Linked DNA regions of Mus musculus: all the other regions are linked to region 2. A link is a loop called in an ENCODE intact Hi-C map of the cell type or tissue named here. Cell type or tissue: left cerebral cortex. All regions are shown on one strand.

The links. Peaks named below come from ENCODE experiments on the same cell type or tissue, not always from the same donor. Only the 100,000 strongest peaks of a DNase experiment are listed, where the experiment ranks them.
Region 1: a loop joins it to region 2, with 7 times the contacts of the local background. A loop is called at or near these places in 4 of 42 quality-filtered maps.
Region 3: it touches region 2 in a loop (6-fold over the local background); 4 of 42 quality-filtered maps call a loop at or near these places.

The regions. Positions count from the first base shown.
Region 1 is chr4:44,713,636-44,721,635 of GRCm38, reverse strand. No RefSeq gene overlaps it. Among named protein-coding and RNA genes, the nearest start is that of Pax5, 6.9 kb to the right of the region's middle. RefSeq lists an enhancer at 4,590-5,024. In left cerebral cortex, no CTCF peak of the experiment used is centred here; no DNase peak of the experiment used is centred here.
Region 2 is chr4:46,335,124-46,343,123 of GRCm38, reverse strand. The region is part of intron 1 of Gm12446 (predicted gene 12446); the gene reads left to right. Among named protein-coding and RNA genes, the nearest start is that of Gm12446, 4.4 kb to the left of the region's middle. In left cerebral cortex, a CTCF peak has its summit at 6,989; DNase peaks (open chromatin) are centred at 478, 3,504 and 3,524.
Region 3 is chr4:44,699,068-44,707,067 of GRCm38, reverse strand. All of the region lies in intron 1 of Pax5 (paired box 5), which reads left to right. 5730488B01Rik (RIKEN cDNA 5730488B01 gene) reads right to left here and starts at 4,268. Exons shown (of 1, transcript NR_073462.1): 1 at 1,958-4,268. In left cerebral cortex, no CTCF peak of the experiment used is centred here; DNase peaks (open chromatin) are centred at 2,503, 4,202 and 4,801; H3K4me3 peaks cover 413 bases.

The sequences.
Region 1 (8,000 bases), 1.6 Mb after region 2:
ATAGACAGAGCAAACCCAGAACTTCTGCTTCCCACTGTGCTGTATCAATGCCCCTCCCGAGGCCTTGCCTATGCTCTGCTACTGAGCCACACACCAGTCCAGCAATGACCTTTTAAGACACATTTGTGTAGAAGTGTGTATCCCAGGAGGGCACAGGCACCGGAAGGAACAGAGTCTAAGGTTTCCTGCCAGTCAGGCTCTTGGCCCCATAATCCCCATACGCCACTGCTTCTTTCTTCTGAATGTGCTCCTTCTAACTGATATTCCAAACCTCCACGCTTGTGTTGAGGTGTGTGTGTGTGTGTGTGTGTGTGTGTGTGTGTGTGTGTGTGTAGGCTGGGGGGTTGGAACTTCCCTCACATTAGTTGAGCAGATTCTGCCAAGAACTCTCATTGAGTTGCTGAAGGGTGGAACTAGGAACAGTGGACAGTAGATGTGGAAGTCGACTTATTCTTAAAAGAAAGGATGTCCTGTCAGATATCACAAAATGCAAAGGGTTGGAGAGCTTACTGTCCCTGAAGTATTCACCTGTAGGCGGAACATCTGTTTACTGGCATAGAGCAGAGCAGCCAGCCTGGAGGCAGACAGCTCACTATCCCAATTCCATTGCTGTTAACGAATTATTTATCAATTAATTATTGCTTAATTAGCAGACTATTAATTGAAACTACTTGTTATAGCTCTTGGAGGCTGTTTTAGCTTTTTTACATTATTGTGATCAAATATCTAACATAAGCAAAAGAGGAAAGATTTTAGGGGGTGGAATAATGGTTTGAGAGGGTATAGCCTATCACAGCAGAGAAGCATGGCTGTGGCAGAGTAGAGCTGGGTCTCCTCATAGGCCGTATCCTTGAGGAGCAGGAAGCAAGGAACTCAGGCTATGACTCTCGGTGCCCCGAAGCTAGACCCTCATTCCCTCCAGATAGGCCCCACTTCCTAAAGGCTCCAGAACCTCCCAATCTGGAGATAAGAAGTTCAAACACATGAACCTAGGGGGCAACAGTTCATGCTTGAACCACTTATAGAGACTCTGTCCTGAAGAGAACAGCCATTATAGAGTGGAGACTGAGACAGAACACTCACGACTCTTTCTTAAGCCTGGTTTTTTTGTAGTGTGAAATTCTTTCCTCAATTTCTAGGGTGGTGATTGTTGGTGGTGGTGGTGGTGGTGCTGGTGGAGGAGGTGAAGGTAGTGGTGATGGTGGGTGGTAGGTGGTGGTAGGGGTGGTGGGTGATGGTGGTGATGTTAGTGATGGTGATGGTGGTGGTGCTGGTGGTGGGTGCTGGTGGTGGTGTTAGTGATGGTGATGGTGGGTGGTGGTAGCGGTGGTGGGTGGTGGTAGTGGTGTTAGTGATGGCGATGGTTGTGATGGTAGGTGTGCACCTGCCTATACACAGTAGAGATCCCCTCGTTGATGTGCTATTGACTGCTATCATGTCTTCATTTTCCCTCCGGGATCCCAGGCTTTCTTCCTCCTCCTTCAGCTCTGCCCAGCTGTGTGCTAACCCAGCAACGCTGCGTCCATCCGTCCATCCGACACTGTCTTTTCAGAACCCCAGCAGCAGCAGCAGCATGACAGCTGCTAACCTCACAGCCCTCCGATGTGCTTGAGTTGAATTTCTTTGCTTTCTTTCTTCCCGCATAAGGAAAGGATTCTTTCAAAGAAAACATACAATTTTTCAACACATGAGTTCTGTCGGCCTCTTCCTGTATAAACCTCACTCTTAACTCCTGTCAAACGTTGGGCCATAGGTTCCTGAGCTAAAGGAGAAATATATCCAGTCAACCAAAAATAGATTTTCTTTAACAGCACCAAGGAATCTAAACCCATCCTTAAAATATTTTGTAGAGGAATTAGCCAGGCGTTCTATCATTTGCTTAGAGCAGCACAGAAGGGTAGGATGAGTGGTGGGGTGGTGTTATTCCCCCCATTATGCAGGTTAGCAAACTGGGAGCAAAGAGGTTAGATTGTGTTTCAAGGATGTGGGATTATCAGGGTCTGGTCCAGAGAATGTTTATTCATTCGTGTGACTCACCAAAACAAGTGAAGTGCTATTGCAGAAATGGATCACACACTGTGAAGCCAAGAGGAAGCCAGGGAGCTGTGACAGTGTGACAAATGCATTAGCAGAAACGTGGATCCCACTAAAGAGCCAGATACCTATGACCTATGATACATGGGGCAGTCACAAAGCCCAGGAAAGTGTAAAGGTCTCAGGGAAACCCTATGATTGCATGACTGCTACTTGGGACTAGGGGTAAGTGGGCCAAACTTTGAGATGAATACAATTTCACCTTTTGGGGACTCTGTTTCTTTACCAAGGAATGAATTTCTCCTCTATCTTCCTGCCTTGCCAGTTCTTAAACAGGCTAATGTCTTCTTCTTCTTCTTCTTCCTCTTCTTCCTCTTCTTCTTCCTCTTCTTCTTCTTCTTCTTCTTCTTCTTCTTCTTCTTCTTCTTCTTCTTCTTCTTCTTCCTCTTCTTCTTCTTCTTCCTCTTCCTTCCCCTTCCCCTTCTCCTTCTTCCCCATTGCTCTAACTGAAGCTTTAGGAGCTTGTCTCATCTTTTCTAACTCACCCTTCCACGACTCGGAACAAATGCTGTCTCCCTTCAGAAATCTTTACGAGCTAGGTATGGTGATACATATCTATATTGCCAGCACTTGGGTGATAAAGCAAAACAACCTGGGAGTTCAAGGCTAGTCTCGATTATATAGGTAGTTTTAAGCTAACCTGGATCACATGAGACTGTCTTAACCCACTGTGCCTGGCAATCTTCGTGGCTACCCCTAATAGGAGAAAGGAAGAACTTCCCCATCTTTTACTATATCTAGTTTAAAGGCTAGTTGAGTTCTCTGATATCACAGGCTCATATCTGTATTCTGACTTTGTTCAGTTTTGGGCAGGAGGCTCTCCTCTTCCTAAAACACTCACCAATAAGCAATCAGCTGTTGGCTGAATGGACTCACACTAAGATCAGGAAGAGAAAACCCATCCATCTCCAAAGTAGGATGTTTCTTTGGACCTTTGAAAGCAAGTTGGGAATAAGAGTCTGAGTCTGGCTGCTGGTACTTCTGGAGTCTGGACCTGCCACTCTGCTAAGTTCCAGGCTACTGATGTTTGCACAGTTGCAGACCGGTTAAGTGGGGAGAACAGCAATCAGTAGATTGCTTCCCTTGAAAAGCTTCCCTCTTCTCTTTCTTTCTTTCTTTCTTTCCCCCTTCCCTCCCTCTTCCTGCTAGCCCTGGCTAGCCTCAAACTTAGGATCCTCCTGTCTCACCCCTCCCAGTGCTGGGACCTGCACCACCCCATCTAGCATTGTCCTGGAAACATTTCTAAGTCAGTATTTCTTGACAGATGGAAGGTCAGGTGTACTCTGGCCCCTGTCTGCTAGCTTCGTGGGAAGTCATGAAACAGGCATGCTTCTATCTCTGCCCCCAAGGACTAGCCAAACTCTCAGGTTCCTTCTACCATGGCTGCCAAGGCCTAGCAGTCCTAGGCTGTAGCTCTGGGAGGGTCGCTCACCACCTTGTTAGGCTTCCATCATACGTGTGATGAATAGTTCAGCCTGGTTTGTTTGCTTGCTTTTCAGGCTGATGTCTGTGGAGAAAGTCTCTCTCACTGAGGAGAAGGTAAAAATAGATAGAGATGAAGCTTCCTGCCTGATGTTGCTTTGGTCCTGAGGCCATTCCATCATCTTCATTTTGGTGCACCTGGCACAAGGAGCAGGCAGCTTTGAGGTCTGCCAGGGGCCTCCCCTCCATGAGTCCGGCTTTCTCCTTTCTCAGCTCTGCTCTCCTGACCATGGGAGTTTCTTTCTCCAGATGCACTTCGCATCCACCCTCATGCCTCTAGTTTTCACCAGTGTTATTTCCCCCATAGCATTTTGCTTGCACATCGACACCCAGTAGCCTTGTCCTTAAAATGAAGAGCTAATCATGTCCTCTCTGTCCTTATTTATCTAGAAAAGTCCTACTAACTCTTCTTTGTATGCCACTCAGCCTAACATCTCCATCACCCATTTCCAGAGTCTGACTTGCCTACCTTGCTGTCTTATCCCAGAACCCCTTCTTGCGCACCCATCCTCACACTCTTCTGGCCTGCCTCTCTTTTGGACAGGGCCTGGGGCTCCACTGACTTTGTTCCTTGGCTTCTGACTGAGTATGCACAACTCTTCCTAACAGCTTATGAGGATCAGAGGATCTGAGGCCACCTAAGGCCCTCTCCACAAAGGTTCTTGCTTTTCTTCCTGGCTCGATAGATAGTGGAACCCATTAGGTAGAGAGAGCAAGGAACTCTAGTACCTCAGGGTGCTTGCCTGGCTCAGGGGGAAAATAAGAGTTACCCATTTGGAATAGTGCTCCTTTAAAACTGGCAAGCATGCAAACACCACCCTCCCTCCCCATGTCAACGAGGAATTCTGCATAGTTCTGCATAGGCAGAAAAGCTTTAGTGGCAGAGTTTTCTCTGTATCTTGGAAGCTGCCCTGGCTGGTGCAAAGCAGGTAGCCAACCAGCACAGAGGGCCTAGGAGGTGAGGGAGGAACCAAAGGCCAGCTCCCTAAACAGGCTTTGGTGAAAGCAGCGGGGACAAAAACCAGCTCCAAGCTTAATTAAAGAGTGCTTAATCCCTCCCCCAACAAATGCAAATCAGCCACAAAGGAGACCAGGAACCCCAGTGGCCAGCCAGGAAGACCCACAGCCTTATAAGCAAGCACTTTCACAGTGCCGGGCTGCTCAGCTATGATCCTGATACAATGACTATTGTCAGAGAAGGCTGTTTTTCCATGTTTTTGTATCCTTTTCTTCGAATTTTCTTTTGCTACCTAATTTCATGCATCAGAGGTCAAAAGACAAAAGGTCGGGCTAGGTTTAGAGGGGGCAAACTCCCCACCATCAGGAACGTGTGTCCAGAGGAGTGCTCTTGCAGACACGGCAGGGTTTCATCCTTGCCGACTTCTCTTTTGTCACTTCGAGGGGTACAAGAGCCTATGCTCCAATGGCATGAGAAATGAGATACCAAACGAGGAAAAACCAGCCTCCCTTTAAGTTCGCCAAAATGTTTCCATCTCCGGTTCTTTTTTGTGTAAGAATTTGTAGGTTTGAAAACAAAACAAAACCCATCCAAGTCCTAAGCCCATCAGCATAAAAGGCTAAAGACATACATGTGTATTATACGGAGATATGTTTGTATAATGGATATGAATGTATTTTGTCAATATAAAAGCTGAGTGCGTGTTCCTTAATTATTTTTCTGAGGGAATTTATAAAGACTTCTCCAGAAATTTGCCAGCCCCTGTTTTTAAACTCATTTGAATGGAAATTGTAGAATTTTAGCATGAATAACTTGACATGATTACATTAGTAGGAATATATATTTTTTAATCTTTGGACCTCAAATCTTTTCAGTGTCCTATCTTGGTTTCTTTGATCTTGGTGGCTGCTGGAGTTTCCTTGTGTTGTAGGTAGATCCCTGGGTGTTTGTGAACAGAAATATATATATATATATATATATATATATATATATATATATATATATATCCTAACCTCATTTCAAATGGCTTTCAGCAGTCTGAAAATTCATTTGCAGAGACCTTGAGTTTTCTTCCTTGCAGATAAGTGTTTTAGGTTTGAATAATGTAGGGAAGTTTAGTTCCTGTCTCCATTACAAAGGACAGTTAGGACTTTGGGAACTGTCTCTGGTGGCAGTGGGGCTGGTTCCAGGGCTCTCTTCACAGATCCTTAGGACCCCAGCTTTACTCTCTTACTCTGAGCTGAGTTCTGGAAGCCGCTATCAGCACATTGCTGGCCAAGTTGCCAAAAACATGTATCCACTGAAAGTCCGAGAGACTTTTGGAGCACAGTTTTATTTCAGGCATATCTTCAAACCCAGACGTTGTATACCACAGAGTCCTAGACACCCCCATAAGATCTTTTCCCACAAGAAAAAGCCAGTACACAGGGTGGTTTGAGACCCTGCAGATTCCCATTCCAGGTCTCAGGAATGTGTTCCAGCACACCGTGGTCCCTTGCCATAGCTCTTAGGTTATTTCAGAGAAAGAGAGAACAAAGTGAGTGAAAACATTAAAGGGCCTGCTTAGAGATGAGCTTCACTTCCTTTTAGCATTAATATCGGCACTAAAAAGCAAAAGAATGTTTGAGCCTGGTGTTTTTACCCTCACTCCAAACTGACTGTGAAGTAGGTACCTTTATATTTCAATACTTCATGGAATCAAATTACATCACATTAATTTTTCATTAGTTTAAAACACATTGAATAAATGTTAAGTCTGGGCTGGTGTATGAATATTTAAACCTTACCAACGGGGGCTGGGGGGGGGAATGTAGAGAGAGTAAAAGGTCCATTACAAATACTGACAGAAACAAAACCCAGTCTTCTTAGAAAGATATGATTTGTTACTGACAATTCTGGTATTGTTACTTAAAAAGAAAAGGAGAGACTAACTGAGATACAGTTGTTTTCAATCACAATGCCTGAAAAATCTTTCAATGTCTCCCTTTGGAGCCTTAGGTAATTTTGAATTGCTGGGGTGTGTTGGCGAATTTTAAATGCAACTGATGGTTTTCCATATTTATATATTGCAAGTGGAACTTTAGGAGAGTAAATTTAATCTCAGAATTCTCTAAGAGTCGCTTTCAAAGTGGGTCTCTGTGCATATGTATACAGCATACACACTTGACGTCTGCCATGTGTTCCTGCGCGCTGCAAAGCAGTGGTGAAACTGAATTGAACTATTGGATTTGAGATGAAATGAACCCATCCAAAGGATCCCAGTCTGCACTCTTTGAGGCTTCTCTCTACAACCTTTTTTTAAAAAATTATCATTAAAAAAAGGAAAACAATCGCGACCACACACCATTAGCATCTGTTTCCCCGGACCACACAGCCCCATCAGGTATTCCGCACTCCCGGAGTATTTCCAGACAGTGAGTGAATGGCACATGGCACCCCAGCGAACCAGCAGCCAGAGCTCCAGAGCTCGAAGCCCTCTCGAAGCAGAGGGCTTCAGCAGCAGTAGAAATGGGTGTTTTGACTCAAAACAGCTCTAAAAACCTGCCCTGGCAAGTGGCTAACACGATGCTTTTTGCGCCTTGCGCCCCAAAAATTAAAGGCGAAGAGCGACCCTATCCATCTCAAGCTCCAAGGTTATCACAATGACCCTACTGGTCCGGACCCGGTGTCCACATTCCCTGTTGCCAGTCTGGGCCTGACACACTGCGCAGGGCGGGGCTGGGCTATCCAGGCGCCGCCTGCTGAAGGTACAGTACCACGTGCGCGCCTCGCGAACTCGGACTCAAGCAAGTCCAGCTCCGGCCACCTGATCTCTCTGACCTGGGGTCTCGACTTTAGGGCGGGGCCTCTTCCTCGCCTCCTGCCTGGACATCTGCTCCGACCCAAGGTCCTCGCCAGTTCTAGAGGAAATCCCTAAGGCCTGAGTTGGTCGGGGTGGCTGCCCCCAGGGCTTGCCCCGGAGGCCAAGCGGCGACCAAGTATCATCCAATCTTCCCTAGCATCCCAAGATCTGGAAAGGTAGACCGATCAAGAGATCTGGAAAGGTAGATCGCGGGGTCAGAACAGAATCCCAGTCTAGGCTTCCGGGTGGTGTTTCCTGGCGGAGTGGAGGAGCTCAAACTTGGCCCCTCTCGTCGGCCTCCCCCTCCCTTGGCTATAGCCTCCTAGCTAAGTGGAAGCTCACAGCGTGCCTTGGCCAACCCTTCTGCAGCCCTTTGCTTTTCCTGTCACTCTGCTCCATTTCTGCTTTCTCCTACACCCTGCCAGAGCACGCGGGGACCTGGAGCAACCTCAGTACCAGCCCCTTTCCTGGGCTTCCAATCTGTCTCTTCCTCAGTCTCGTCTTTGCCGTTCTGATTTTCTCTAAAGATTCTCCTCGCATTTCCTAGTCCGCTTAGCTAGCACGATTCTGATTCTACGTGCCTCCCACCCCACCCCTTCTCTCTGCCTGGTGTAGCGTTTAAAA
Region 2 (8,000 bases):
CCAGGTTCCTGGTCTGTCCCGAAGTTTTGTATCTCAAGAGGTGTTTAGGGAAAGCCTCCTCGCCGCATCAGGGTCCTTAGGTGGCTTGGGACCCTTTTCTATATGCAGGAGAATGCCTGGTTAGCGAAGACTTGGCTCCTGCTGTCTGCAGTCGCCGCCTCTCAACCCCTCCACTACCACGGGGCCAGAGAGGGCCAGCCGCCTCTAGAGGTCTGAGTGAAGACTTGGGAGAGGATGCTGCAGTCAGTGCACAACTCTACTGGTGTATGCGTGTGTGTGCGTGCGTGCGTGCGCGCGCGCGCGCGCGCGCGTGTGTGTGTGTGTGTGTGTGTGTGTGTGTGTGTGTGTAGACTGTTCCAAAATGTCCGATTTCTGCCTTCCTCTGGCAGGATTCGGTGCTAGAGAGGGACTCCCAGCGGCGCAGCCCCACCTGCCTGGTTCGCTTTCTGGCCACTTTTGGAACTGGTTACGTTAGATTCCCAACTCAGGAATCTAAGATTTGGTTCTTAAGATCCTCACGGTGAAGCCAGTACCTTTCCTGAGCATGGGAATTGTGTAAGGAGCCGGACTGGAAAGAGACACACTGTGGAGGGTTCAGGTCTAACGTGGGTGGCCCAGCCTTCTGGTTTTATTGCGTTCTTCTTCAGTGAGCACTGGGTGGCTGCCTTTGAAAGAAAGAGGCAGAGAGCACAGATCCTCTCTCCTGCAGTCGACCTTGCTTGAAGACCTTCCCCAGCTCCTTGAATGCAGAGGGGCTTCCTGCTTGCTGCGGCCCCTCGCTCCTAAAGAAGCCAGGGGAAGCTAGATTTCTCACGTTTCTTTCCCCCCAGAGTAAACTTTAAGCCAATTATACGATTAGGAACGTCTGTGGTTCTCCATATTCCAAGATTTGTATTTCCAGATTTTAAATTCTGAGCGGTTATCTCAGTGTGAATCCCTACATTCTTGTGTCTATACAAATCTTCTAAGCGTCTAAAAGGCTGTAAATGGGCATTCAAGGTGGCTCGGCCTGTGCCGGCGCTTTCCACAAAGCCAAGGACTGAGAATGTCTCCTGGTAGTCCTCTGACTACTACAAAAGGTGTGCGTGTGTGCCTGCCGCCACGTCTTGTGCAACACACACACACACACACACACGCTCACACACACACGCTCACACACACACTAAATGTAAAAAATAAAAAGCCACTATGTACAGATGTTAGAACTACGGCTTTATGCCTGGAACTTGCTGCTCTATTGGAAGCTGCTTCTTTCTTTGAATTTTTTTTCTTTTCTACACTCTCAAGCATGTGTTATTTAATGTGAATTCCGATCCTAGGGTGTCTTACTGGAAGACCTGGGTCTTAATAAATGCATAATTGCTGTCTTCCTTACTTCCAAAATCGACTGTTTTGTAGGGGACTAGAAGAGCCTCAGTCTTGTGAGTTGTCTAATGTTCATTACAGTTTGCTTTAATGATTGTCCACGACTTTCTGATCACCCCCCCCCCCAACCGTCCTCTGACTCTGGCTAGAATCCTCCAGGCCCCCAGAGGTCTCTGGTCCTGCATCTCCATTCTTCCAGAATTCTGCTTCCCTCTGCTTGGTGGTACCTCAGTCTCCAGGGATTAGAATTCTCAAGATCATGACTACCAGGTTTGATGTTGGGTGGCGTTTGTGTGTGTGTGTGTGTGTAAGAGTCCTGAATTTTACTGCATACAATTTTATTCAGATGATGTACTCCTACACCCCATAGGGTGAGGGTTCTACTCATGATACAAAATTCTGACAAAGTTTACCCATTTGGATCAAAGCAATATAAACATTTCCTTCTACCCCTCCCCGAGTTGTTTTGAGCAGAGGTAGGTTGGTAATGGTCAAGTTTCTTCTTACTGGGGTAGAGTCACAGACTCTATTGGCAATTGCTTGAAGCTAAAGGGGATGGATTCCAGCACCTTGAAAAATCCAGCAGAGGTGGGAGTCACAGTGGGCTAATTTATTTCCTTCCATTGTTCAATCACAAGTGTTCCCAGCAACCCCTGGGACAACTTGCTCCATTAATGGTGTGTGTGTTGTGTTTTGGTTATTGGGGTGTCACAGAAGGCCTGGAAGTCTTCTGCAACAATTGGAAGCTCAGAAGAGGTTGAAAATGAAATCCAAGGGTCATGGAAAATTCCTCCATATTCCTTGACGCAGGTGTCTCTGCCTGCAGAAGCAGAGATAACCCCGGCCATCTGCCTAACGTTCTCGGGGGTTAGAGCTGGAGAAGGGCCTGACCGACCCAGGGCTTGGGAAGGAGATGGGACCATGAGGTGAGAGGCTACAGACCTCAGGCTCTTACTTTAGCTGGATGACCTCTTAGTCTTCTCCCTTCTCCCTTCTTAGTGTCTTCCTCCTGACCATTCTTTTAGCCCTTCTCATTTATTCAACAGTAACAGAAGACACTTGCACAGCTCAGAGGACACAGCCTCCATTATCAGGGTAATTTTAGGGGAGACTGCCGGGGCTCACTGGGTTGTATGGCTCCAGAGAGCACTGCCATCACACCAAACCAAACCAAACCAAACCAAACCAGCTCAGTGTGGTTGGTTGTAACAACTCTCGATCACTCATCCCAGGCCCAGCATCTGGGAACCAGCCCAGGAACGTCTGAGGCCTCAGTTTTCCCTTGAGGTGAGATGAAGGTGTGCTTTCTCCTCAGGGTAGAGAAGATGAGGTGGGGACTGAGTCCTGCAGTCCTTTTCTTTATCTTTTACATTGTTTTCAGGATGAAACAAGGGTGCGGAGAAAAGAAAAGATCAAAAGTTCTAGCTTGTGCCACTTGTGGGCAGAGGTGAGATGGCCCTGTTGGAGAAGACTAACTAGTTAAGTAAAATGTTTTCTGTGGCCTAGCTGTGGTTTTGTATCTCCACGGGGGTGGGGGTGGGGGTGGGGGGATCCCAGTGAGCAGGAACCTCTCAGGCTCCTAGAGTAGTGTGGGGATCTTGGAGCTGACTTAAAAAACAAAACAAAACAAAAACAAAAACAAAAAAACCCGTTTTCTCCCAGCCCATTCACTCAAATAGTGTAAACAGAATTATCATTCCGGTGATAAGTTCAGGGGCCAGACTTGCCACCAGCTTAAAGAAGCGCCTTTCTTTGGGTGCCTTGAGCCCTAGTTTAACTCCAGCCACAGGACCTGGGGCATTCGAACTCTCCAGAACGGATTCCCAGAGCAGAAGCCCGAGCTCCGCAGCTCTGTGAAGAAGAAGATGGCTCAGAGCGTTGAGCCCGGGCTCTCTCCGCACAGCTCGGACCGTCTGTGTCAGAGGCGAACCCAGGCCTGGACCTTGAGGGCGCTCCCGCCCTAGGGTGGCGCTCCACGCTTTCGGCTCCTGTAGTTTCCACCCAAAACATCAAAGGCATCAGCTCCATCACGCGCCGCGGGCTGGGGAGGGATAGAGTGGGGTGGACAGCTCCTTTTCAGCCTCTCTGGCCCGCGCAATTCAATTCAATTCCGGAATCCGGGGTGCTCCATCTATCTTTTGGTTCCTCGGGCTGGGATCGAGCTCCGTGTAAATGCTCAGGAGAATCCAGGAAGCCCAGAATTTGCAGGGATGATTGCTCGTCTTTATTTCGGAGGAAATAAACTTAATTACTTAATTACAAGGCACCGTAGAAAGGCGCTTCTTTAAGCTGGAGTTCTGCTCCCTGGACCCTGGTTCTTGTTCCTACTCCCTCGGAAGTGTAATTCTGTTTGCAGTATTTAAGTGAACAATCTCCTGGGATCCCCACATTATTTTGGGAGCCTAAGAGTCAAGGTCCCTGCACAGTGAGAGCCCAGTGGAAACACGAAATTCCAGCTCGGTCACAGAAAACATTATACTAATTACTTGATACTTCTTCTTCGTGGGCATCTCACCTCCTGCCACACGTGGCACAGGCTGGAAGTTTTGTCTTTTTTGCTAGATAGTCTCAAAAAGACCAGGCATGACTGCCCTTCCCGTTCAGGAGAGAGTTGCCCAGTACAAGGTTAGTTCCACAGTCAGAGGCACAGAAAGATACCACAATCCGCCTTTCCTTTGGTCCCCGATGCCTCCAGCGATCCGATGGCCAGGATGGTGCCCTCTGTAGCTCTTTCCCGGGGTGGAAAAGAGGCAGCTGGTAGCACGGGGCACAGGGGTGGTGGTGGTGGCAGTGGTGGTATAGAAGGTGTGGGGTAGGGGGATGAGGACGGTGTTAGAAGACGTTTGAACCAGGATGCCTGAGGGTGGTGGAGGTGGTGGTGTCTGCGTAGCCACACTCTGCCTGCCTTTTGAGAGTTTTGTTCGTTCTTGTGTTTCTCTGTATAGTCCTGGGATGCCGTGTGTGTTGATTTCACCTTTAGTTATTTTGCCTGTCCTGATTTTTGACTTGGGACAGAAAGAACAGGGCCAGTCGGTTCTCACAGCCTAAACCATCCTCTCCCATCCTGGAGGGGCAAGACCAGGGCAGGTGAGGGTCTACTCATCTACCCAGGAGGATACTGGGATTCCTTTGCACACACCTACACCCTGTGTCTATTAACCAGTAAGATAGGTCTCCAGGGCGCTGGGGGTGGGTGGGTCTAGTTGGGGAAGCTGAGCTTGCCTTCCTAGTGTGGACATAGTACGGGAGTGAGGAAAAGTGGAAGACTGGTATTGGGGTCCCTTTAGGTGTTGAGTGGTTCCTTACCTTCCCTGAACCCTGGCCAGGCCAACTGCCCCAGAGGGTAGGACAAAGGATCTGCTTAGAAGCAATTAGCTATGGGAGGAGCCACAGTAACAATGGCCCTTGCTGTTTCCGAGTTTGTCACTTTCCCCTTTAAGATTTCACCCTTCCTAAATTAGCTACTGTATCCCTGTTTCTATTTGTGTCACCTTTGGGGCCTTGGCCAGTCAGAGGTGATTGACATCAGTTTTATCTGGTGGTGAGCAAAAGGTTCAAGTGCATGTAAGAGGCTCCACCTCTGTTCCTAGACATCCCCTGCTGGCCCAGCCCTCCTCCTCCTCCCTGGGGACTGGGTCTCCAGATCCTGCCATTCACAGTTACTGGAGCAACCCGAACAAGAGCAGAAACAGAGGATCTGCCTGAAGAGGTGGAAGGGAACACCTTCTCCCCACCACGCAGGCTTCCTCAGCATTTTGTCAATGGCTTCAAGGCAAGCTGATTGGGCTGTGGCTAAGCAGGTGGAGGTGCTGATGCTGAGAGCTGACGGTAATCCCCAGGTAGGGAGACTGAGCCAAAACCAACAAGAAGACATTTGAAAACTGTTATGAAAACATTGTAACTTTACAGGAGACAAACCAAGAAGAAACTATCCCACCTGCCTGCTACTCAGCATTCATTTCCCGTTCATTTTCTCCTCTGTCTGTTCATTCCTCTTTGTGTTCTGGTGGATGCAAAGAACAGGAGGTTTACATGTAACTCTGGGGGTTCTGCACACAGGGTATTTGCATTATTTTGTAAATATAAATACATGAAGCTTCTCTCTGTCTCTCTGTCTGTCTCTGTCTCTCTGTCTTTCTCTCTGTCTCTCTCTGTCTGTCTCTGTCTGTCTGTCTGTCTGTCTGTCTCTCTCTCTCTCTCTCTCTCTCTCTGTGTGTGTGTGTGTGTGTGTGTGTGTAGGCCAGGGAATCAATCTTATTCCTTTGTTGCTGTCCACCTTGTGTTTTTGTGACAATGTTTCACTAAGCCTAGAGCTCATATAAACTAGCTCTAGGGCTTTCCTGTCTCCATCTTTCCAGCACTGTGATGGAAAGTGCACACAACACACAGTTTTGTGCATTGGGAGCTGGGGATTGAATTCAGGTCCTTATGCTTACAGGACACATAAGCACTTCACCCAGTGAACTGTTACCAGTCCTTCTACCTCTTTTAAAGCTAGGTTTTGCTATGGGATTGAAACTGGCCTCAAACCCATTCTGTACCTCAGGCTGGCCTTAAACTCATGATCACTGGGCCTCAGCTGAAGGAAATAGACGTATGTGCTACTATGTCAGGCTCTCCCCTTTTTTTTTTTTTTTTAATTTGTAATTGTGAATGAAACTGTCCAGCATGGATCTATTAGTACCTGCATGGCAGCTGGGCAATTAGGTCATTTCCAGTAGTTTTTGGTATAGGCCATGCCGCCAGGAAAATGTTTGTACCAGGGACTTTTTATTTCTTTTGATATATCCTTGATAGAAATTTCTGAAACAAGATCTATGAGACCACAGACACTTTTATGGTTCTCTACATTTAAAAAAAAATAATTTATTTTTATTTGATGTGCATAGGTGTTTTGGTCATCCCATTACTAACTGTAAGCAGCCATTGGTCTATTCTTGTTGCCATAGAGCTATTTTCATGTTATAGAATTGTATGGAATGAAATAATGCAACATCTTACTACTTTTTAATTAGTACAGATCATTTTGACACTCACCCATGTAGTGGTACCAAGTCCATTCACTTCCACCAACTTAAATGGTGTTCTCTTATAAGAATCTGCCTCCAGTTGTAGAAAGGTGGGCTGTTTCCAGTTTTGTCTGTCACAAACAGAGCTGTATGAACATTTGTGTAACATCTTTGTGTCAATACATGCTTTCATTACTCTTGGCATGTCCTCTGCTGTGGTGTGTCGGTTTGCATTTTAAATAACTGTTAGGCCATTGTGCAGACTTTCATTTCCATCACAGTGTGCCGGGGGTCCAGTTGTTCTGTCTCCCCACCAACATTCTGCATGCTCAATCTTTTTTTTTTTAAAGTATTTTATTGCCAGGCAGTGGTAGCATGCACCTTTAATCCCAGCACTCAGAAGGCAAAGGCAGGCAGAGCTCTGAGAGTTTGAGGCCAGCCTGGTGTATGGAGCAAGTTCCAGGACAGACAGGGCTATTCAGAGAAACCCAGTCTCCAAAAACAAAAGCAAACAAAATATTGTTTTAGAAATCATTTTGTGTAGGTTGGGTTCTTTACCTGACTGTATATCTGTGCACTATGTTCATACAGTACCCTTGAAGACCATAAGAGGGCTTGGATTCCCTGGGACTGACGTTTCAGATGGCTGTGTTACAATTGGCTCACAGTACTGAAAATTGAACCCCAGTCCTCTGTAAGAGCAGCCAGAGCTCTTAACCACTGAGCCCTGGCTCCAGCCCCAGAATAATTATTATCTTAATTTCATTTAAATCATTCAGTGACAGAATAAAGGAATGCAGGATGACCTATTATGGAATGAAGTTTTCTGAGCAGCAGAGGGTTCATGTTACCCCACAGCTTCTTATAAACAACTTATGTTAGAGCAATCCATTCATTACACTTGTGGAGCCTATGTAGATACATTTATTATCCAAAATTTATAGTATTTAGGAGGGTTTATTCTGTGTTATATAGTACTATGTGGGTTTGATTTCTTTTTTGAGAAATCCATAATGTAATTGTATTAGTCAGGGTTCTCTAGAGTCACAGAACTTATGGATAGTCTCTATATAGTAAAATAATTTATTGATGACTTACAGTCTGCAGCCCAATTCCCAACAATGGTTCAGTCCCAGCTGTGAATGGAAGTCCAAGGATCTAGCAGTTACTCAGTCCCACACGGCAAGCAGGCGAAGGAGCAAGAGCAAGACTCCCTTCTTCCAATGTCCTTATATTGTCTCCAGCAGAAGCTGTAGCCCAGATTAAAGGTGTGTTCCACCACACCTTTAATCCCAGATGAAAGGTGTAGCCCAGATTAAAGGTGTGTCCCACCATACCTTTAATCCCGGATGACCTTGAACTCGGAGATATAATCTTCTGGAATCCATAGCCACTATGCCTCAAGATCTTCATACCAAGATCCAGATCAGAATCTTCTATCTCCAAGCCTCCAGATAAGGGTCACTGGTGAGCCTTCCAATTCTGGATTGTAGTTCATTCCAAATATAGTCAAGTTGACAACCAGGAATAGCCACTACAGTAATATATTTCTTCTTGAGGGGCAGGAGAGATGCTTATTGGTTAAGAGCACTTGTTATTCTTTCAGAGGCTCTAAGTTCAGTTCCC
Region 3 (8,000 bases), 1.6 Mb after region 2:
CAGACTGGTCATCTAATTTCTCTGGGCCACTATTTGGGAGCTTGAGAGGCTGGAGTAGGTGGTAATAGTAGGGCTGTTCACTTCTTGGGGATTTGAAGTTCTCAGGGCTCAGGAACTCCAGGAGTGTCAAACAGAACCACTCAGAAGAAAATTTCCTCTGACCCAGAATCACTAAGTACTGGGAGGGCCTTCTTTCCTTCATTGGTTAGATAGGGTCGTACAGAAGAGAACATAGCCAGAGCTGAACAATGCCTACTGTGTGAAAGGAGGGACCTGGACTGTGTCTGTTGGAATGGTACCTGCATTTTCATCCTGCCCTCAGGATACCTTTAGGGTTTTGTCCAAACAATACAGAACAATTGGCCTCTTCAGGTATTGTCCAGATAAATTATTTAGTTTGACACCAGCTCCACTTCCAGCCTCCAGCCTTTCTTCTATCCCAGGCTTGCACTAGTGCGACCTTAGATAAGTTGAATCCAGCCTCTTATCCTCAGGTTCCAAATCTGAAGAATGGGGAAACAGTTTTCTCAGAACCCTTTTAGTTTTTAATATTCTTGATCGGGGATTGTAAGCTCAAGGAGCAGGGTTGGGAGCTTGAGGTACCACTGACCGATTCTCCGGAGCAGCCTCTTGACATCCATAGTGGGAATTAAGAGTCCCATAACTGGCTTGGAACTCAACTCTTACGATATCTGATTCGCTGGGGACTACGGGATAAAGCAAATGGGGCCCTATGCCATCACAGTACTTTCCCAGTTGTAATCTCCTTGCTCTAAGGCAGAGGTAGGTGTGGGGCAGCAAAGATCAAGACCCGGAAGGGGTTCCGGAAAATGGAGAGAGAAAAAGCTACCACTCCACTGCCTCACACACCACAGCCTTCTGAGTCCCCAGAGACCAGCCTTGGCTGTTTTCCTGCAGCTGTGCCCCAGTGGGGGTGGGGCTGTGTTAGCCCGGGGAGACTTTCCCCGCTTGTCAGGGGCAGCTTGGAGGAGGCGGCTATCAAGGGAGGACCCACGAGCTGACCTAGTATAGAGATGTTAGAAGTGGAGCAAGAAGAGAAGAATGGAAATGAGGAGAAAGTAAATAGTGAAAATGATCCTCGGATCATTCTGAGCTTTGTCCTCCCTCTACTATGCCTGAAGCAGACGCCTCAGAGGTCTTGGGTTTTGGTGGGTTTATGTTTAATAGCAGAGAGTCATCACTTACGATTCAAAGGAGTGAGCGTTTAGTATTCTCCTACAACTGCCACGGTGAGGGGGAGGGCAGTGCTCAGTATCTGTGTTGGGTTGGGTCTTAGCACACTAGAAGCCTCACAGAACTATAGCTACCTGGGTGAAGACACTTCGTTTTTTGTTTTTTAAAGTCCAACAGCTTTGATTGTGGTCTGGGAGCCTTATATTCCCAAGAAACTGAGACACGTGTTGGCTAAAGAAAGAGCTTTGCTGGATCGAAGAATTCTGTCTTCTAGAAGCCTGTTCATTTTTGTCCTAAAATCTACAAGAACTCTAGTGAGGAAGGTCAGGTTTTCCTCTACCAGGTGGCCATCCTGATGCTACACTGCCAGGCTCTTGCAAATGGAGGTAACTGCACAGCCACTGGCTTCCGGTGCTCTCATTAGCTCTGGATGCCGGTGGACTCCTTCCCTTTTTAAAGAGGCCTTGCACCAGATGCGGAAATCCTCTTGTTGACAGAAGCTTTGAGCTAAGAGCATCACCAGCTCCCAAGGGACCTATCAGCTCCTAGGCTAAGACAACAGAAAGGATCTATGCCTCTGTACTTGAGGCAACCTGGTCCAAGCTTTGGAGACTCCCCAAATTTCTGGTAACCTTCAAATAATATTTCCCCAGTTCTGCCTTTGGTTAGTGCAATGCTGGGGCCTCTGTGGATAGAAGAATGATAGAGGAGGATACAGAGGAGACGGCCGTTGCTTAGTGGATTCTTGATAAACTTAGGAAATGGAAGGAACCAGCATCAAAGACTTCTTTACTAAACTCTGCCCATTTTACAGAGGAGCAAAGTGAGGTCTAAAGCGGCAGATATACACACAGAAATCTGCCGCCTAGACCGAAAATCGGATCTCTATTGTGCTGAACGTCTACCTCTAAAATCTGTGGATGTTTTTCTATTTTTGTTTTTTGTTTTTTCTTTTCATTCTGGAGATCTCTCTCCCATCCTTACTCTTCTTCGACCCTGTCTCGGTTGCTCCCAGTCTCTAAGCGCATCCTAAAATCTCGACGGCCCTCCGAAAGGTCGGCTCTGTGGGACCAAGAGCATGGCTCTCCAGACACTGCGTGGGCTCTGTTCTCTCTCTACCCCTTTTCCACCCGAGAACCACTAGGCCTTCTCCCCACGCGTTTGTCAATGAACGTGGCGCCGCAGCTTGGGCCCCGCCCCCCATTCTCTCCCATTGCCCAGGTACCGGCTAATCAGGCGGAGCCCGTGGGTTGCTTAGCCAATAGGGCAGTATATCGGGCTAGGGCCGGATGCCCCTGTTCTGATTGGCTTGATGGGGCATGATTGGCAGGTGAGCTCTCGCCCCGCCCCCGCCCGGAGGGAGGCTGAGCCCCGGGCGGCGCTGTCCACACGCAGCGGGTCCTGAAAGCGGCTTCGGGGCGGCGCGGTGGCGCACTGTGCGCGCCGAACAGGCGGAGGGCTAGCGCCGGCGGCGGCGGCGGCAGAGCAGGCATTAGAGCCGGCAGGGGCTTCATCTCAGCACCGACAGCCTCGGCGGCCCCGGCGGTCCGGGCGGCAGGGACCCTCATCCTCTCTGCACCCCTCGCTCCACGCTGGGCAGACGCGGCGGCTGTCCCGGAAGAGGCAAGGCAGGGACAATCCACCCGGAACCCCGAGATCGGGCAGCGGGGCTCCAAGAGTTGGTAGCGTGAACCACAGCCAGGCGCGAAGGGGCCGGGAGCTGCGGGGCCCGCGGGAACTTTGAAGGCAAGCGGGTCCCGGGCTTCGAGGGTTGCAGCTTCGGGGCGCACCGGGCTCCCAGCTTCAGCAGCTGCAGCATTTCAGACTCCGCCGCGGCCCCTGCGCGACAGGAGAGGGAGTTCTCTGTAACTTCGTCGGAGACGTCAGAGAGCCGACAGAAGAGAGGTGGAAGGGGAGGTCCGGCTCCAGAGACACGGAGAAGCGGGAAACAAGAAGGACCTGGCGGAGGCCGAAGGGTGGGCAGACCCTCGAGGCAGCAAGACCGAAGCAGCCTGGCAGTCCGCGGCCTCGCTGCCCCGGACTGAGACGGAGGGCCCTGCGCTCGCGGCCTCCTGCAGGCTGCTGGTCCCGCGCCGGGCTCCCCTAGCCGTCCTGGAGGTGGGCCCCTGCGCTATGCCCTCGACGCCGCTAGCGCTTGGGCCGCAGCTTCTCTGGTGCGGGCCGGGAGCCGCCGCTTGAGCCCGCCGAGGAGCGAAGCTAGCGGGAGTTGGGCGCCCGCTCCCAGACCGACTGGCTGAGAGCACCGTTTCCCGCCTCTCGGCTCAGCTCTCCGCGATCTTCCGCAGGCGGCTCCGAGAGGGACCCCACGGCTGCAGAGGTGTTTTCTGATCTCTGCTCACACTGTGCCCGGCCTGGTGGCGCGGTTCCCTAGGCGCCCTGGGCAGTCCTTTGGCGCCGAGAGGCAGCGGCGTGGGCCGGCCTACAGTCTGGAGCGCCCCGATGGAAATACACTGTAAGCACGACCCGTTTGCATCCATGCATAGTAAGTAGGCGGCGAGCTCGCTTCTCTCACTCTCCGGCCGGGATCGGGTTGGGGGTGCCGGAGTGCGGGGTAAGATACTAAGTCCTGAAGGACTCGGGACCTCTGTAGCTGCGTAGACAACTTCGCAAAGTGCAATGTTTTCAGGTAGCGGACGCCGCCGAGGCCGAAGCGCCTGGTGGGTGAATCCCGCCTCCAGCAACGAGGTAGAGTAGGCAGCGAGCTGTAGCCTTTCCCGAGCTCTAGCCGCTAGTTCTCAGAACCCTGGTTCATACGCATAGACAGCTCGGGACTGGGTCAGTTGGAGGGCAGGAAGTTTGAATAGAGGTCAGTGAGAGTCTCAGCCAGCGCTCAACATCCCAACTCTGTTGGCGCCTTTTTCAGCCATGGGACTAGGCAAGACTGATGCTTAAAAGGAAAAGTAGAGCCCCGACCAGTCCCTGAATATGTGAAGAAAGAAGTGAAAGTTAAGAAGGGGCACCAGGTCCAGGATTCCAAATGCGCCCTGGATCGAGGAGAGGGGATTTAAAGAATCAACGAAGTCAGGGTCCCTAAGCTACACTTCAGTTTAGGTGTCGGCCAGTACATACAGAGACCTTTAAAGACATCATTGGGTCCTTCTCTGTAGGATGTCTACCTTGAGATGGCTTCTCTACTAGAAAGAAAAAGAAAGAAAGAAAGAAAGAAAGAAAGAAAGAAAGAAAGAAAGGAAGGAAGCAAGCTAATTAGTCACATGCAGGCATCCCTGCCTTCTGAAAGCCTGTGCAGTGTAAGAGACCGGCAGGGTCATTTCGGACACCGGTAGGGCCCTGCTGCCTGACCCACAGGGATCCTGCCAGTTCACCCATTAACACAGCCTCCTATGAGACAAGCGCTCTTCTCACGGTGAGTTAACGCTGGATTAGATTCGGAGATTTCAAGGAAATTCCAAGTGGAACGAATCGCGTTTCCTTTCTGTTGGCTGTAGACTCGGCCAGGGGAAGGCGCCAGGCTTTGGCAGACTGCACTCGGGTGCCCAGCTCGAGTCTCTGTGGGTTGCAGATCTCAGAGTAACTCCGTGGCTAGCAGCCGGCTGCAAGCTTTTTAAACCTCAACCAGCCGGGATCCCGCTACTCTAGCCGTGGGTCCCCTATTTAACAAAGGCATAGAGACCCGGCTAGAGAGAAGGCAAGGTGAAGCAATAATCTTCGTGTCTTCCACCAAGAACTGAGTGGCCTGGTAGCAGGGGAAGGTTTGCTTAGGCAGCCAAAGCGGGCTTCAAGCAGGTCAGCTTCTCTTTGTGTCAATATCCCAGTCGGAGGTAAATCTCCCGAGCGAGCAGCGACAAGATTCGCGCAGAGAAGCTGCTTGCTCTGGTCCCAGCCCCAACGATTCCTCCCCTTTAGGAGACTGGGTTTAAGCGGTTTCCAGTCCACCATGGCTCCAGCGTTTCCCGCAGCATTTTCATGCGCAGACTGGCTCTAGAGCCTCTCTGCTCTCACTCAGAACGAACCTGAAAACAAACGAGTTGGGGGCAACACTCTGAGGTGGGCAAGAAACAACTGGGAGGCAAGATGGGTAGGGCTGGCTCCCGTGCTTCTGGCAGAAATCCAAAGGCCTGCACTGCCTCTCTCTGTCCAGAGTTCTGCTGCCCAGAGGTCGTGCCCAAGCCCGTGGGGAGACAGCATCAGATTTGGTGGTCTTGCGGTGTGCATTCGTGTGGAGAGGCAGCTCCTTCCAGGTGCAGGTTAACCAACTGCTAATGTCTCAGCCTTCCTGCCGGCCCTTCAATCTGCCCCCTCCTCGGGAAATCCTCCCTCCTCCCATTCTCAATCTCCCTGGCAGCACAGTGGGGGCTGGGCAAGCCTAGCTTCCAGAGCTAGGGGAAGCCCTTGGCGTCTTTGGAAAGACCTTAGTTAGCTCTTATGCCTAAAGCTGTTTGCTTGCACAATGTAATCTGTCTCTGGGTCCTTATTTGCTGGTGATGGGGGCAGAGAAAATAGGTTCTGCAAGGTGACAGGTGTACTAGGATTCTTCTTTCATCTTTTTTCTCTTCTCTTCTCTTCTCTTCTCTTCCTTTCCTCTCTCTCTCTCTCTCTCTCTCTCTCTCTCTCTCTCTCTCTCTCTCTCTCTCTTTCTTTCTGGCCCTGGTCAGTTTTTCCTTGTTACCTCCCTTCTTCTCCCACCCCCCACAACCAGTTCTGCACAGGACAGTTTCTGTCGAGAAGGACAGACATTTGACTTCTGGGTTCAGAGGTACCCCACACTCTGTTCCAGTTCCACCAAGCTCACTGGCACAGAGGCCCTCCCCCAGATGTTTCCTTCCCCCAACCCTTTTACCAGTTAGTTATAAAGTACTTTTGTGGCCAGTGTCATACCTGAGTGTGACCCAAACCTTCAGATACCTCTGTTTTATAGAATATAAATACTATTTATACTGTGGCTGGAGAGATAAAAGGACTGACAGAATTGTAGCTGGTTCTCAGGATAGAGGTGTACCGTTAGGTTTTGGGGGAATTCCTGGAAAGGAGGGAAGAGAAGGACCTAATCTCAGAGAGGGCAGTGGACTGCTGGAGTATCCACACAGACAAGGCTCTCCCTCTGTGTAGTCCAGCCATGTCTGTATTCACAGCATGACTGCTGCTATGTGTATCAGCACCTGGCTGTCCACTCTCTGGGATTCTGTTTGCATGTCTATGTGTGTCCCTTCCTCCTTCTGCTTTGGTGCATTTAGAAAGAATTTCTATGAGCCAGGGTCTTCTAGTTCAGTCTTTAGCTGAGCAGAGACATCTTTTACCTAATACTCTGTGCTCAGTCATAGTTCTTGGGGTTTGGGCAATGCTCTTTGTGGGCCACATGTTCTTAACAAGGTCTGAGGAGAATCTACAGAAGGCAGCTCCTTTCAGGCCAGAGACACAAAAGTCCTAGGGGCACCCACAGTTCCATCATCCTTCTGTCCCCCTTCAAACCCTATTCCCCAGGTGCAGGCCGGTGATCTTTACTTTTGTTACATCTGTGTTTGCTTCCCAGTTTCTACCTAATTCGTTTCCACCGTTTCTGTGCCAGTCTCTGCAGATTCTGTTCCCTGTAGGAATGATAGCTGAGTTCATGTCTTAGCCCAGTATCTTCCTGGCAGATGAGCCCTCACCTAGCTGGAACACACGGTAGAAGTTGAGGTTTGAGCCTTTGAGGAGATGCAAAGCTGGAGCAAGGCCTGAGAGAGAGAGAGAGGGAGAAGAAACAGAGCCCCACCCACAGAAATCCTGTCTTCCAGAAGCCCCCTTCCATTTGCCGGTCTGTTTTGATTTTTCTTCTGTCCCAACTCCCTCTGCCTGCCCAAACTTCTCTGTGTTCTATCTAGCCTTCTTTTCTTTGCTGTCTGTCTCCACCCCAACTCTCTATACCCTTTGCACATACCTCTCTTTTCTTGGTTCCAGTGGCTCTCTCCCTTATATGTGAGCTTCCCTTCTTACCAATCTCAGATTAGCACCTTTCCTGAGGCCTCAGTGGTAAAGTGCTCTGTTGGGTATGTTTATAAGTGAGGCAAGAAGACTAAGAGGATCCGGGGCCCTGTCCAGGAAGTCAAGAAAAGTAAGAGTCACCTAGGCCAAGTCTGTGTCAGATGTGGACACTTGCCTTAGATTCTGCAAATCTGTTAGCCTTGTGGACACAGGGAGGAAGTTTGGGGGATCTGTTGTGATTTAGTGAGACCTGACTCTAGGAGATTCTTCGCAGCTTTTGCTATGATACAAACCCACAAATCCCCTATATAACTGCTTTTGGCATTGAAGTCCTCTGAAGGTTGCCATTGTGTTTTGGGCAGAAGTCTCAATTGTCAGTGGTACAGCTAACTCTAATTGCAGATTGGCTGCAATTCCTGGACCTCTAGATCATATTAGAAATGTGCTGGGTCTTTCAGTTTCCTTTTCTTGGCCTCCATCCTTCCAGAGAACAAACCCCGATTTTGGATATACTTTGTTTTACCCACATCCAGGCTGTTCTGAAAAGATTGATTCAACCCTCCTCCCCCTTAGATACTCTTTGTCCCAGATCAAAGCTGTTGATCAGGGTTGCTGTAATCTTTCTGTTATAGGTAAGCTATGTAACTATGTCCCTAGCTGTAAAATCCTGTTCAGGGCAAATTTATCTCTTTTTTTTTTCTTTCTTCTCCTATGTGAATTTTGATGTTTCAGAACAATCAAAATCCCTTAAAGGCACATTTTAAAGAAATCAGAGGAAGAGTCAGCATAGTTTGGAACTAAATAATGTTATTTCCTAAAAAATTCTTGGTTTCTTGGACATACACCCGAACCTGGAAATTTTGGGA